Regions from separate parts of the Homo sapiens genome. Here region 1 is linked to region 2. A link is an interaction called in ENCODE POLR2A ChIA-PET data of the cell type or tissue named here. Cell type or tissue: A673. All regions are shown on one strand. Links, peaks and the distances in the headings refer to the core of each region. The heading gives the core; the rest is flanking DNA.

The links. ChIA-PET counts read pairs that join two places held together with the same protein. Peaks named below come from ENCODE experiments on the same cell type or tissue, not always from the same donor. Only the 100,000 strongest peaks of a DNase experiment are listed, where the experiment ranks them.
Region 1: POLR2A ChIA-PET joins it to region 2 with 10 read pairs; 6 of 35 experiments call an interaction of 5 or more read pairs at or near these places.

The regions. Positions count from the first base shown.
Region 1 is chr19:17,054,059-17,059,058 of GRCh38, reverse strand. HAUS8 (HAUS augmin like complex subunit 8) reads left to right here. Exons shown (of 11, transcript NM_033417.2): 7 at 183-248; 8 at 352-510; 9 at 3,057-3,198. Among named protein-coding and RNA genes, the nearest start is that of HAUS8, 19 kb to the left of the region's middle. In A673, for the core only: no CTCF peak of the experiment used is centred there; a DNase peak (open chromatin) is centred at 2,918.
Region 2 is chr19:16,775,179-16,783,292 of GRCh38, reverse strand. NWD1 (NACHT and WD repeat domain containing 1) reads right to left here. Exons shown (of 19, transcript NM_001007525.5): 12 at 3,828-3,950. Among named protein-coding and RNA genes, the nearest start is that of SIN3B, 50 kb to the left of the region's middle. In A673, for the core only: a CTCF peak has its summit at 4,307 (motif pointing left); a DNase peak (open chromatin) is centred at 4,292.

The DNA of each region.
Region 1 (5,000 bases), core at 1-5,000, 280 kb before region 2:
TCAGCGCCGCAGAAAACCAAATAAAAGAAAATAGAAGCAATAGACCCACTACAGTAGAGAACTACCGAATATCAAACTGAATACAGAAAATCCACACAAGCCAGAGTTCTCCCCCTGCTGGGAAAAGAGCTGGATTTATACCACTTCATCAGGAATTGAGAGGGTCTTTTTCTTTTCTTAAGGATTTATCTGAAGCAATGGAAATGATGGAGTCTCAGACACTACTGCTGACGCTACTATCCGTAAAGGTGAAAACAGTTTCTTGTTCACGTATGCCATGGATGGAAGGGTGGCCTCCATTCACGGGGAGGGAGTCCCCACCTGCTTGAGCTTTTCTTTCACATTTAACAGATGGAGAACAATCTTGCTGAGTTTGAAAGAAGGGCAGAAAAGAATTTATTAATAATGTGTAAGGAGAAGGAGAAGCTACAGAAAAAGGCCCACGAGCTGAAGCGCAGGCTTCTCCTCTCTCAGAGGAAGCGGGAGCTGGCAGATGTCCTGGATGCCCAGGTCAGTTGTAAGTGACACTCTGTGACCAGTGAGTGTTCCCTGTGAATCTGTCCCATCTCCACTGTTTCGGTAGCATTCGTGCTAGGGTATCATTGCTCACTGGCTTCTAACTGTGTTGGGCTTTTAATGCCACACTTGCTCTGGTCCTGGTGTTGGTCTATGATGACACTTTTAGAGAATGAGGTTACAAAGTAAAGTGTGAATGAATAAGGGAGGTGTGCACCTTCTATGCACTTGTGCAGAGACTTCCTGAGCGCCTGATGATCGTGAGCAGCAACAGGATGACGTGCTCTGGGACTCCCCTGCAGGGTCAGGGTACTGGTGAGAGGCACATCACTCCTAATGCTGTGTGGTCAGCAGTGTCCATGTGGGAGAAGGACAGGAACAAACCCCTGGAACCCAGAAAGGGCTGATTGGCAGGGGCGGACCCCCCACCCAGTGGGTGAGTTTCCTGTGGTTGCTGGGACAGAGTCCCACAACCTGGGTGGGCAAAACAACTGGAATTCATTCTCTTACGGTTCAGGAAGCTGAAAGTCCGAGATTGAGGTGTTGGTGGTTGGCCCTGTCTGAGGGCTGCGAGGGAGAATCTCTCCTGGCCCTGTCTTTGGCCTGTGAATGGTTGTCTTCTCTGTGTTCACATGTCCTCCCTGCTGTGTGTGTCTGTGTCCCCCTTTCCCCACAAGACACCAGTCGTGTTGGATTAGCATCCCCCCTACAACCCCCCTATCACCTCATGTTAACTTGATGACCCTGATAAAGTCCCTCTTTTCAAATAAGGGCACATTCCAAGGTACTGGGAGTTGGATCATCAGGTATGAATTTGGGGGGATACAGCTCAACCCCTAACATCCAAAATTTTCATGTGAGCACCCGTGCAGCTAGACCCTGGGCTTGAGTACAAGGTCTCTGACTTTAGGGAGCTCAAAATGGAAGAAAAAGAGACAAACCCAGTTGACCCTCAAACAACACGAATTTGAAGTGTGAGGTTCCACTTACATGCAGATTTTTTTCAATAAGTATATTGGAAAAAGTTTTAGAGATTTGTGACAATTTGAAGAAACTCATAGATGAACCTTATAGCCTAGAAATACTGAAAAAATTAAGAAAAAGTTAGGCATGTCATGAGTGCATACATACTTGTCCCAGCATGGGCAACATAGTGACACCCAATCTCTACAAAAAAATTTTTTTTTTTTTTGAGATGGGCGTCTTGCTCTGTCACCCAGGCTGTAGTGCAGTGGTGCTGTCTCAGCTCACTGCAACGTCCGCCTCCCAGGTTCAGGCAACTCTCATACCTGAGCTTCCTGAGTAGCTGGGACTACAGGCATGCACCACCACGCCCAGCTAAATTTTGTATTTTTAGTACAGACAGGGTTTTGCCATGTTGGCCAGGCTGGTCTCGAACTCTGGACCTCAAGTGATCCGCCCTCCTTAGCCTCTGAAAGTGCTGGGATTATAGGTGTGAGCCACTGCATCCGGCCAATTTCTATAAAAATTAAAAATTAGCCAAGTGTGGTGGCATATGCCTATAGTCCCAGCTACTTGGGAAGCTGAGGCAAGAGGTTTGCTTGACCCTGGGAGGTGGAGGCTGCAGTGAACTGTGATCACTCCACAGCACTCCACCTTGGGCAACACAGTAAGATCTGTCTATAAAAAATATGTATGTGCAGTGGCTCACGCCTGTGATCCCAGCACTTTGGGAGGCTGAGGTGGGCGGATTACTTGAGGTCAGGAGTTTGAGACCAGCCTGGCCAACATGGTGAAACCCCGTCTCTACTAAAAATACAAAAAATTAGCTGGGCATGGTGATGCGTGCCTGTAACCCAGCTACTTGGGAGACTGAGGCGCAAGAATTGCTGGAACCCGGGAGGCAGAGGTTGCAGTGAGCCGAGACTGCGCCGCTGCACTCCAGCCTGGGAGACAGAGCAAGATTCCATCTAAAAAATATATATGTGTATGTGTGTGTGTGTGTGTCTGTATGTGTGTCTGTGTGTGTGTGTATGTGTGTGTGTATATAGATGCTAATCTATTTACATGTTTATTGAATGTTTACTATCAGTAAGGTTTCAGTCAGCAGTAGCTATCAGTAAATTTGGGGGAAGTCAAAAGTTAGATACAGATTTTTGACTGCACAGGGGTTGATGCCCCAAACTCCCGTGTTGCTCAAGGGTCAATCGTATATCATTTCAAACCCCCATGAAGACCCAGACAGCATGTTTGGGGTGGGAGTGGGCCATGCCGGGGATGGCCTTGTGGAAGGCAGGCGTTTAGGCGCAGTACTCTAAAGCAGGTGGGCTCAGCTGAGGGCCCAAGCCTAGAACCGCTGGCAGACACATGTTCTCAGTAAGGGGCCTGGGCCGCCTTGCCATCCACTTGGCTCTCTTGGGAAGAGCTCACCACACCCTCGGAAACTTCCTGAGCTCTGATTCCCTGGGGGGTGGTGAAGAACAGCGCTGTATCTTAACCCTGCACAAGCCGTTAAGCTTCTGTTAAGTTTCCAGAGAGGGGACTCCAGGGTCTCCCCTGATTATCCCTTCTGCTTACAGATCGAGATGCTCAGCCCCTTCGAGGCAGTGGCCACACGCTTCAAGGAGCAATACAGGACATTCGCCACGGCCCTGGACACTACCAGGCACGAGCTGCCCGTGAGGTCCATCCACCTGGAGGGAGATGGGCAGCAGCTCTTAGGTAGGAAACGGGGCGTCCCAGTGCGTGTGCAGCAGGCGGGGCGAGGAGCGTGTGTGGGTGCTTCCTGTGGGCCTGATGTCATCACCGCAAGTGCCCTCTTCCCCAACTAAGGCAGAGGATGGGGAGGGCTGGCCAGGCTGTGGTTCCTCCAAGGGTCTCGCCCTGAGTAAGTAACCACACTGGGATTTGAACCTTGGGCAGTGGGATTCACAGTGATCTGTCCTGCCGAAAGGCATTTTGCGGGGACGACCTGTAGTCTCCTGAGTCCTGCTCCCAACAAATATGCCGTAGTGGTTGGGGGGTGACAAGACCACCAGCCCCACCCCGGCTTTCCCCCTCAGCAGAGCAGTGAGGTCCCTTTCAGGCATAGGGTTCCCACCTAATCCCTAACTTGAAGACTTTGGCAAGTGTGAAAAACTGCCGCGTTGCACCTTAAATTCTCTTCAGAACAGGTATCTTCCCACAGAGCAAGTTTTTGGCTACCCTGGAGTTTGGTTCTTTTTTTTTTTTTTTTTTTTTTTGAGACAGCATCTTGCTGTGTCGCCCAGGCTGGAGTGCAGTGGCACAATCTCAGCTCACTGCAACCTCTGCTTCCTGGGTTTAAGTGATCCTCCCACCTCAGCCTCCTGAGTAGCTAGGAGTACACGTGGGCACCACCACACCTGGCTTATATATATATATATATATATATATATATATATATATATATATATATATTTTTTTTTTTTTTTTTTTTTTTTTTTTTTCTGTAGAGACGGGGTTTCGCTATGTTGCCAAGGCTGGACTTGAACTCTTGAGTTCAAGCAGTCCTCCCACCTTGGCCTCCCAAAGTGCTGGGATTATAGACATGAGTCACCATGCCCTGCCATTGTTCTTTTTTTTCTGCGGAGGTGGAATCTTCTAGCGTAGTCACCCAGCCTGGAGTACAGTAGTGCAATTATAGCTCACTGCAGCCTTCAACTTCTCAGGCTCTACTCAGATCCTCCCACCTCAGCTTCCTGAGTAGTAGCCTCCCTAGTGCTTCAGGCATCCACCACTGCACCTGGCTAATTTATTTTTGAAACGGAGTTTCACTCTTGTTGCCCAGGCTGGAGTGCAATGGTGCAATCCTGGCTCTCTGCAACCTCCACCTCCTGGGTTCAAGCGATTCTCCTGCCTCAGCCTCCCGAGTAGCTAGGATTACAGGCATGCACCACTATGCCCGGCTAATGTTGTATTTTTAGTAGAGACAGGGTTTCTCCATGTTGGTCAGGCTGGTCTTAAACTCCCGACCTCAGGTGATCTGCCCGCCTTGCCCTCCCAAAGTGCTGGGATTACAGGCATGAGCCACTGCTCCTGGCGCACCTGGCTAATTATTATATTTTTTTTTGTAGAGACGAGGTGTGGCTATGTTGCCCAGGCTGATCTAGAACTGCTGGGCTCAAGTGATCTCCTACCTTGGCCTCCCAAAGCACTGGGTTCCTGAATAGGTGTGAGCCCCCTGCCCGGCCGGGTTTCTGATTTTATGACTGCGGTCACCTCCACATCTGTAACTCTTAGAAAACACTCAGTCTCTGCTCAGTTCCTTAGGTAGTTCCTGGGAACGGCCTAGGGATCGTGTTGAGTTTTCCGGGGCTGCCATACCAAGCGGCCACAGAATGGGTGGTTTGCAACAACAGAAAGATATTCCCTCCCAGTTCTGGGAGTCTTGATTTCAGCCAGAAGTCTGAAATCAAGGCGTTGATGGGATTGGCTCCCTCCAGGGGCTGTCAGGTGAGCTCATCCTGTGTCTCCCCCACCTGCTGGTGGCTGCTGGTGGCCCT
Region 2 (8,114 bases), core at 1,513-6,512:
GAGGCTGAGGTGGGAGGATGGCTTGATACCAGGAATTCAAGACCAGCCTGGGAAACACGGTGAGACCCAGTCTCTACAAAAACTGTTTTAAAAAGTAGTTGGGCATGGTGGCATGCACCTGTGCTCCTAGCTCTTCAGGAGGCTGAGGTGGGAGGATTGCTTGAACCTGGGATGTCAAGATTGTAGTGTACTATGATTGCACCATTGTGCTCCAGCATGGATGACAGAGTGAGATCCTGAAAAAAAAAAAAGAAAGAAAGAAAAGAAAGAAAGAAGGAAAGAAAGAAAGAGAGAGAGAAAGGAGGGAGGGAGGGAGGAAGGAAAGAAGGGAGGAAGGGGAAGGGGGGAAGGAAGGGAAGGAAGGAAGGAAAGGAAGGAAAGAAGGAAGGAAGGATGGAAAAAGAAAGAGAAAGAAAGAAAGAAAGAAAGAAGGAAAAGGAAGAAAGAAAAAGAAACACAGCCAACAACAACCAAAAGACAGGATCTCACTCTGTTGCCCAGGCTGAACTCAAACACCCGGGCTCAAGGCATCCTCCTCCTTGTAGCTGGGACTACAGGCACACACCACTGCATCCAGCTTTTCCAAATATTTTCAATCCACAGTCGGTTGAATCTATAGATGCAAAACCCACAGATATGGAGGGCCAATTAAACTTTTGATTTTTCAAAAGATTGTGTCATAATATTATGTATCTTGTCAATTGAGCCTTTTAGGGCACCCCTTTAAATTTTTTAAAAATTTGAATATGTCATCTCTAATAGAAATTTGATTCAGCTCTTTAGACCTTCTCCACCCCCACCCATTTTTCTGTTTGTTTGGTTTTTTGGAAACAAGGTCTCACTCTGTCGCCCAGGATGGAATACAGTGGTGCAAACATGGCTCACTGCAGCCTCCAACTCCTGGACTCAAGCAATCCTCTTGGCTCAGCCTCTCACGTAGCTGGGACTTCAGGTGCACACCACCATGCCTGGCTAATTTAAAACACTTTTTTTTTTTTTTTTTTTTTTAGAGGTGACGTCTTGCTATGTTGCACAGGCTGGTCTTGAATTCTGGGCCTCAAGTGATCCTCCCATCTTCAAAGTGCTGGGATTACAGGTGTGAGTCCTGTTTTATTAATTAAATAAAATGCCCAACCTGTTTTCTTAATTACATAAAAGGGTTAGATTAGATTCTTTTTTTTTTTCTTTTTTTTTTTTTTGAGACAGAGTCTCACTCTGTCGCCCAGGCTGGAGTGCAGTGGTGCAATCTCGGCTCACTGCAAGCACCACCTCCTGGGTTGATGCCATTCTCCTGCCTCAGCCTCCCGAGTAGCTGGGACTACAGGCACCCACCATCACGCCCAGCTAATTTTTTTTGTATTTTTAGTAGAGACAGGGTTTCACCGTGTTAGCCAGGATGGTCTCGATCTCCTGACCTTGTGATCCACCCGCCTAGGCCTCCCAAAGTGCTGAGATTACAAGCGTGAGCCACTGCACCTGGCCTAGATTAGATTCTTTCTAAAGCTAATTTTCGATGACTTGATTCTGTTAAATGTATTTTTTAAACACATGGGATATTTTAACTTATTTATTCAACAAATAAGCATGGAGTATGTTGAATAAAACATAACCCTTGCCCTCAAACAATAGTAATAAGATCTCAGGTCAACAAATAAATGTAGTCTTGCTTTTTTTTTTGAGATAGGGTCTCGCTGTGTTGCACAGGCTAGAGTACAGTGGTGTAATCACAGCTCACTGTAGCCCCAATCTCCTGAGCTCAAGCGATTCTCATGCCCCAGCCTCCCAAGTAGCTGGGACTAAAGGTGTGCACCACCATGCCTGGCTAATTTTTGCATTTTTTGTAGAGATGTGGGTTCACCATGTTGCCCAAGCTGGTCTCAAAATCCTGAGCTTAAATGATCTGCCTGCCTCAGCCTCCTAAAGTGCTGGGATAAGCCACCACGCCCAGCCAACTGTAGTCTTAGCCAATGTGGTCCTATGTATATCAAGCTGCAGGAGAGCACAAGGTAGCTAGTTATGAACTCTACTGTGGGAATCATCTCTCCCAAAGGGAGGACCCTTGAGATTAGTCTTCAAGAATGAATAGTTTTCCATCCTAGTCCCGACCCTCGTCTATCTCTCTTCAGCATCTAGAACAGGACCTGGTACTCAGCAGGCACTCAACAATTGATTACAGAAATAAGCCATATCTGTTAAGGGACTATGTAGAAATAAACAACCTTACTTAGGATCTGAGGTCGACAAATGCAAAAAGGACCACAATTCTTTACCCTTACTGATCCACATCCTTGGCAATGTGACTTTGCAGCTCCTCCCATCAAAAAATGAAGCCTAGGCTGGGTGTAGTGGCTCACACCTGTAATCTCAGCACTTTGGAAGGACAAGGCGAGAGGATTGCTTGAGCTCAGGAGCTTGAGACCAGCCTCAGCAACATAGTGAGACCCTGTCTCTACCAAAAAATACAAAAATCAGCCAGGTGTGGTGGTGTGTGCCTGCAGTCCCAGCTACTCAAGAGGCTGAGATGGGAGGATTGCTTGAGCCCAGGAGGCTGAGAGTGCAGTGAGCTGAGATTGTGCCACTGCACTCCAGCTTGGGCAACAGAGCAACACCCTGTCAGAAAAAAAGAATGAGAAAAAGAAAAGGAAAGAGAAGAGAAAGGAAAGGAAAGGAAAGAGAAAAGAAAAGAAGGCAGAAAGCCTATTTAGCCTATTTCCCTACTGGACTGCTCTTGTGAATTCCTTTGGTCAAGAGAATGTGAATGTGACCAGGTGCCAACTCCAAGTCCAGGCTTAAGAGATTCTGTGAGTGCCTACTTGTTTTCTTGAAACCCTGCCTTTGGCTGGGCACGGTGGCTCACGCCTGTAATCCCAGCACTTTGGGAGGACGAGGTGGGTGGATCACAAGGTCAGGAGATTGAGACCATCCTGGCTAACACGGTGAAACCCCGTCTCTACTAAAAAATATAAAAAATTAGCCAGGCATGGTGGCGGGCGCCTGTAGTCCCAGCTACTCGGGAGGCTGAGGCAGGAGAATGGCGTGAACCTGGGAGGCAGAGCTTACAGTGAGCCGAGATTGCACCACTGCACTCTAGCTTGGGCGACAGAGCAAGACTCCGTCTCAAAAAAAAAAAAAAAGAAACCTTGCCTTTGCTGGGGATGAGAGACCTGAAGGACGCTGAATGATGACAGACCACGTGGAGCAAAGTTGAGTTGCCTCATTTGAAAATATTCAGATTCAGCCAGCTCCTAGATAATCCACTGACTGACTGCAGATACATGAGCAAGCCCAGCTGAGAGCAGAAAACTGCCCAGCTGCGTCCAGCCTGCATTGCCAATGCACAGGAAGTGAGCTAAAGAAATAGCTTGTTTGTGGCTCAAATTTGTAATCCCAGCTACTTGGTAGGCTAAGGAGGGAGGATCACTTGAGCCCAAGAGTTTCAGACCAGCCTGGGCAACATAGCAAGACCCCATTTCTAAAAACATTAAAAAATTAGCTGGGTATAGTGGTATGTGCTTGTAGTCCCAGCTACTCAGGAGGCTGAGGCAGGAGGATCACTTGGCCCAGGAGTTTGAGGCTGCAGTGAGTTATAAACACACCACTGCACTCCAGCCTGGGCAATACAGTGAGATCCCATATTTAAAAAGAAAAAGAAATGGCTTGTTTGAAACTACTGTGTTTGGGGATGGTTCATTATGCAACTATAGCTAAGTGATGCAGGAACAAAGGCCAGGGTTTCAATACAGAGAAGTGAATCTGTGGGGAAGGGGCTCTGAGAACCAACTTTTCACTATGGAAGCTGACCACAAAGCCCACTTCCCAAGTCTCACCTGTGTGTCCAGTTAGCATGTGGATCACATGCTGCTCTTCCATGTCCCACACAGCCATGATGCCATCCTGGGTGCCAATCACCAGCAGCTTCTCCTCCACACCCCATGCCATGGCGGTGATGCCTGCAGCCACACAGAGGCAACAGCAATGATCTCAGTTCCTGTGTCCAAGTATTCAGCTATGGGGTCCTCTAATGAGCCCCCCACTTCACAGATAAGACAACTGAGGCACAGAGAGATTTGGTCCCTTGCCCAAAGCTGCACAGCAAGGATTAGATTCGCAGACTCAGATGCACAGATTCACACTCTGGCCTGTGACATTCACTTCGCTCTTAGGTAGGGAAGGGGACTGCATCACAGTGTGGTCATAAGTGTCTGTCTAGTCTAGCAGTGCTCACCCAGCGGACACATATCGGTTTCTGGAGACATCTTGAGGTGCCACAATGGGGACAAGGATGCTCAAGGACAGTACTGCCATCTGGTGGGTGCAGGCCAGGGATGCTGTTCAACACCCAGCAACGCATGACAACCCCATCCCAGAGAAAGATTCAGCCCCAGAAGTCAGCAATGCCATGGCTGAGAAACCCTGCCTTAGTTGAAGAAAACTCAGAAACAAAATCACATTGGCCATGGCCGGGCACGGTGGCTCATGCCACCCAGCACTGTGGGAGGCCAATACTTTGGGAGGCCAAACTTTGGGAGGCCGAGGTGGGCGGATCACTTGAGGTCAGGAGTTCAAGACCAGCCTGTCCAACATGGAGAAACCCAGTCTCTACTAAAAATATAAAAATTAGCCAGGCATAGTGAAGCACACCTGTAATCCCAGCTACTCGGGAGGCTGAGGCCAGAGAATGACTTGAGCCCAGGAGGTGGAGGTTGCAGTGAGCTGAGATCACACCACTGCACTCCAACCTGGGTGAGAGAGGGAGACTCTGTCTCAACAACAACAACAACAACAAAAAAAAAAAAAAGAAGAAGAAGAAGAAGAAAGAAAAGAAAAGAAAGAAAGAAATTATATTGGCTGAGAATGAGGATTATGTTTTTGACATCTCTGAGTTCAACTGGTGTAGAAAAACAAGGGCTGATGTCCTAAAGAAAAAAAATATATATTTGCCAATGAATTGGGCAAACACACCCCAAGGATCTCTGCCTGGTGGAGTTTGATTAAAATATCACTGCAGAGAGAGAAGGGCCAAGATATATTGGAGAAAACGTGGGCCTAGACACTAAGAAACTGAACTTTCTGAATGTCCTGGAGTAAAGAAAGGAAGTCCTTTTCCTTCTGTGTGCCTCTTCCACATGTGTAAAATGGGTGGTGCTGAATCAGAGCCCGTCAAGCTCTGAGAATACAGAATTTTGTTTCCACCTCATCGGGACAGAGAGTGAGGAGATGGGATTTGTTTTCTTTTCCTTTCTTCTCCTCCCCTTCCCTCCCTTTCCCTTCCCTCCCCTTCCTTCCCTTTCCCTTCCCTCCCCCTTCCTCCATTTCCTTCCCTTTCCCTTCCCTCCCTTTCCTTTCCTTCCCTTTCCCTTCCCTCCCTTTCCTTTCCTTCCCCTCCCCTTTCTCTTTCCTTCCCCTTTCCTCTCCCCTCCCCTTCCCCCCTCTTCCCTTCCCTTTCCCCTCCCCTTCTCTCCCTCTTCCCTTCCCTCCCCTTCCCTTCCCTTCCCTCCCCTTTCCCTTCCCCTTCCCTCCTCTTCCCTACCCTCTCATTCCCTCCCCTCTCCTTCCTTTCCCTCCCATCCCCTTCCCTCCCCTTCCCTTCCCTTCCCTCCCCTTTCTCCTTCCCTCCTTTTTCCCCTGCTCTCCCCTTTCCCTTCCCCTTCCCTCCCCCTTCCCCTCCACTTCCCTCCCCTTTCCCCTCCCCTCCACTTTCCCCTCCCCTCCCCTATCCCCTCCTCTCCTTCCCCTCCCCTTCTCTCCCTCTTCACTCCCATCCCTTTCTCACCTCTCCCCTCCCCTTCCCTTTCCTCCCCTTTCCCTTCCCCTTCCCTCCTCTTCCCTCCCCTCCCATTCCCTCCCCTTTCCTTCCCTTCCTTCCCCTTTCCCTTCCCCTTCCCTCCCTTTCCCTCTCCTTCCCTCCCCTCCCTTCCCCTCCCCTCCCCTTCTCTCCTCTTTCCCCTCCCCTTCCCTTCCCTCCTCTTTCCCCTCCCCTTTCCTCCTCTTCTCTTCCCTCCCTTTCCCTCCCCTCCCCTTCCCTCCCCTTTCCCTTCCCCTTCCCTCCCCTTCCCTCCCCTCCCCTTCCCTTTCCCCTCCCCTTCCCTTCCCTCCCCTTTCCCCTCCCCTTCCCTTCCCTCCCCTTTCCCTTCCCCTTCCCTTCCCTCCCCTTTCCCCTCCCCTTCCCTCCCCTTCCCTTTCTTCCCCTTTCCCCTTCCCTCCCCTTCCCTTTCTTCCCCTTTCCCCTTCCCTTCCCTCTTCCCTCCAGTTCCCTTTCCCTTCCCTCCAGTTCCTTCCCTCTTCCCTCTCCTTTCCCTCCCTTCCCCTCCCCACTCTCCTTCCCTTCCTTTTCTTCTTCTTTTTTTTTTTCAGATAGGGTCTCACTCTATCACCCAGGCTGGAGTGCAGTGCCACAATCACAGCTCACTGCAGCCTCGAACTCTTGGGCTCAAGCCATTCTCCCATCTTAGCCTCCTGAGTAGCTGAGACTATAGGCACATACCACCATGACCAGCTTTTTTTTTTTTTTTTTTTTTTAACTTTTTGTAGAGGCAAGGTCTCCTTATGTTGCCCAGGCTGGTCTTGAACATCTCGGCCCAAGAGATCTTCTTGCCTTGGCCTCCCAAAGAGCTGGGATTATAGGCATAAATCACTGTGCTCAGCCCCTTTTACTTTTTTTCTTATGCACTCATTGTGTGACCTTGGAAATATTAACTCATACTTTTCATTTTTTTTTTTTTTGTGAGACGGAGTTTTACTCTTTCGCCCAGGCTGGAGTGCAGTGGAACGATCTCCGCTCACTGCAACCTCCGCCTTCCAGTTTCAAGCAATTCTCCTGCCTCAGCCTCCAGAGTAGCTGGGATTACAGGTGTCCGCTACAACGCCCGGCTAATTTTTGTATTTTTAGTAGAGACAGGGTTTCACCATGTAGGCCAGGCTGGTCTTGAACTCCTGATCTCATGATCCACCTGCCTCAACCTCCCAAAGCGCTGGGATTACAGGCGTGAGCCACCATGCCTGGCCATACTTTTCATATTAAAAATGAACAAACTGAAGTCCACACAGGTAAGAACTTTCTCAACTTTAACAGAACTAGAGGATGTACAGCGGGGCACAGTGGATCTGAAACACAGAACATTTCCCTGCCCCAGAGATGAGAAAAATGTCACGCTAAGCTGTAACTTCCTATGCCTGTGCCATGACAGACATCATTAATCAATCACAGCACTATGTGCGATTTGTGCCCCCATAGTCATTCTATCATCTCACCTTTAGTAATAAAACCCAAAAGCCTACAGGTTTTAGCTGAGTACATAGTTATCCGCACAAAGACCACATTTCCCTGGCTGAGCACAGTGGCTCAACCCTGTAATCCCAGCACTTTGGGAGGCCAAGGTAGGCGATCACCTGAGGTCAGGAGTTTGAGACCAGCCTGGCCAACATGGTGAAACCCTGTCTCTACCAAGAATACAAAAATTAGCCAGGCATGGTGGCATGTGCCTGTAATCCCAGCTACTTGGGAGGCTGAGGCAGGAAAATGGCTTGAATCTGGGAAGCAGAGGTGCAGTGAGCCGAGATTGCGCCACTGCACTCCAGCCTGGGCGACAAGAACAAAACTCCATATAAAAAGTAAAAATAAAAATAAAAATATAAAAACATATTTCCCAGGCTTCCTTACAGTTGGAGATATCCAAGTTCTTGCCAATGAGACAGGAGTGGAAATATTTAGTTCTGCTTCCAGGTCGTGCCCTTAAAATGAAGAGGCCTGCCATCTGCTTCTCCTATTCCCCACTGGCTGGAATGCCATCTTGATGGTAGGAGTTGGAGCAGCTATATTGGGCCAACGAGGACAGCCCTACACTGAAAATGGCAGAGCGCCAGACTGAAAGAGTATGGGTCCCAGACACCCTAAAGACTCCCTCTTGCCTCTGCTTTTGCTTGAACTATTTCAAAAGAGAGAATTAAACTCCTATCTTATTTAAGCCACTGATATTTTGGCCATTTTTTTTTACAACATCTGAGCCTATATTCTAACAAATACACACTCTTTCCCACTAAGCTAGCTTCAGTCTTAGAATCCTCAACACAGCATTCTAGTGGCTGCCCCTAAATCAACTCCTCCATGCATTGTA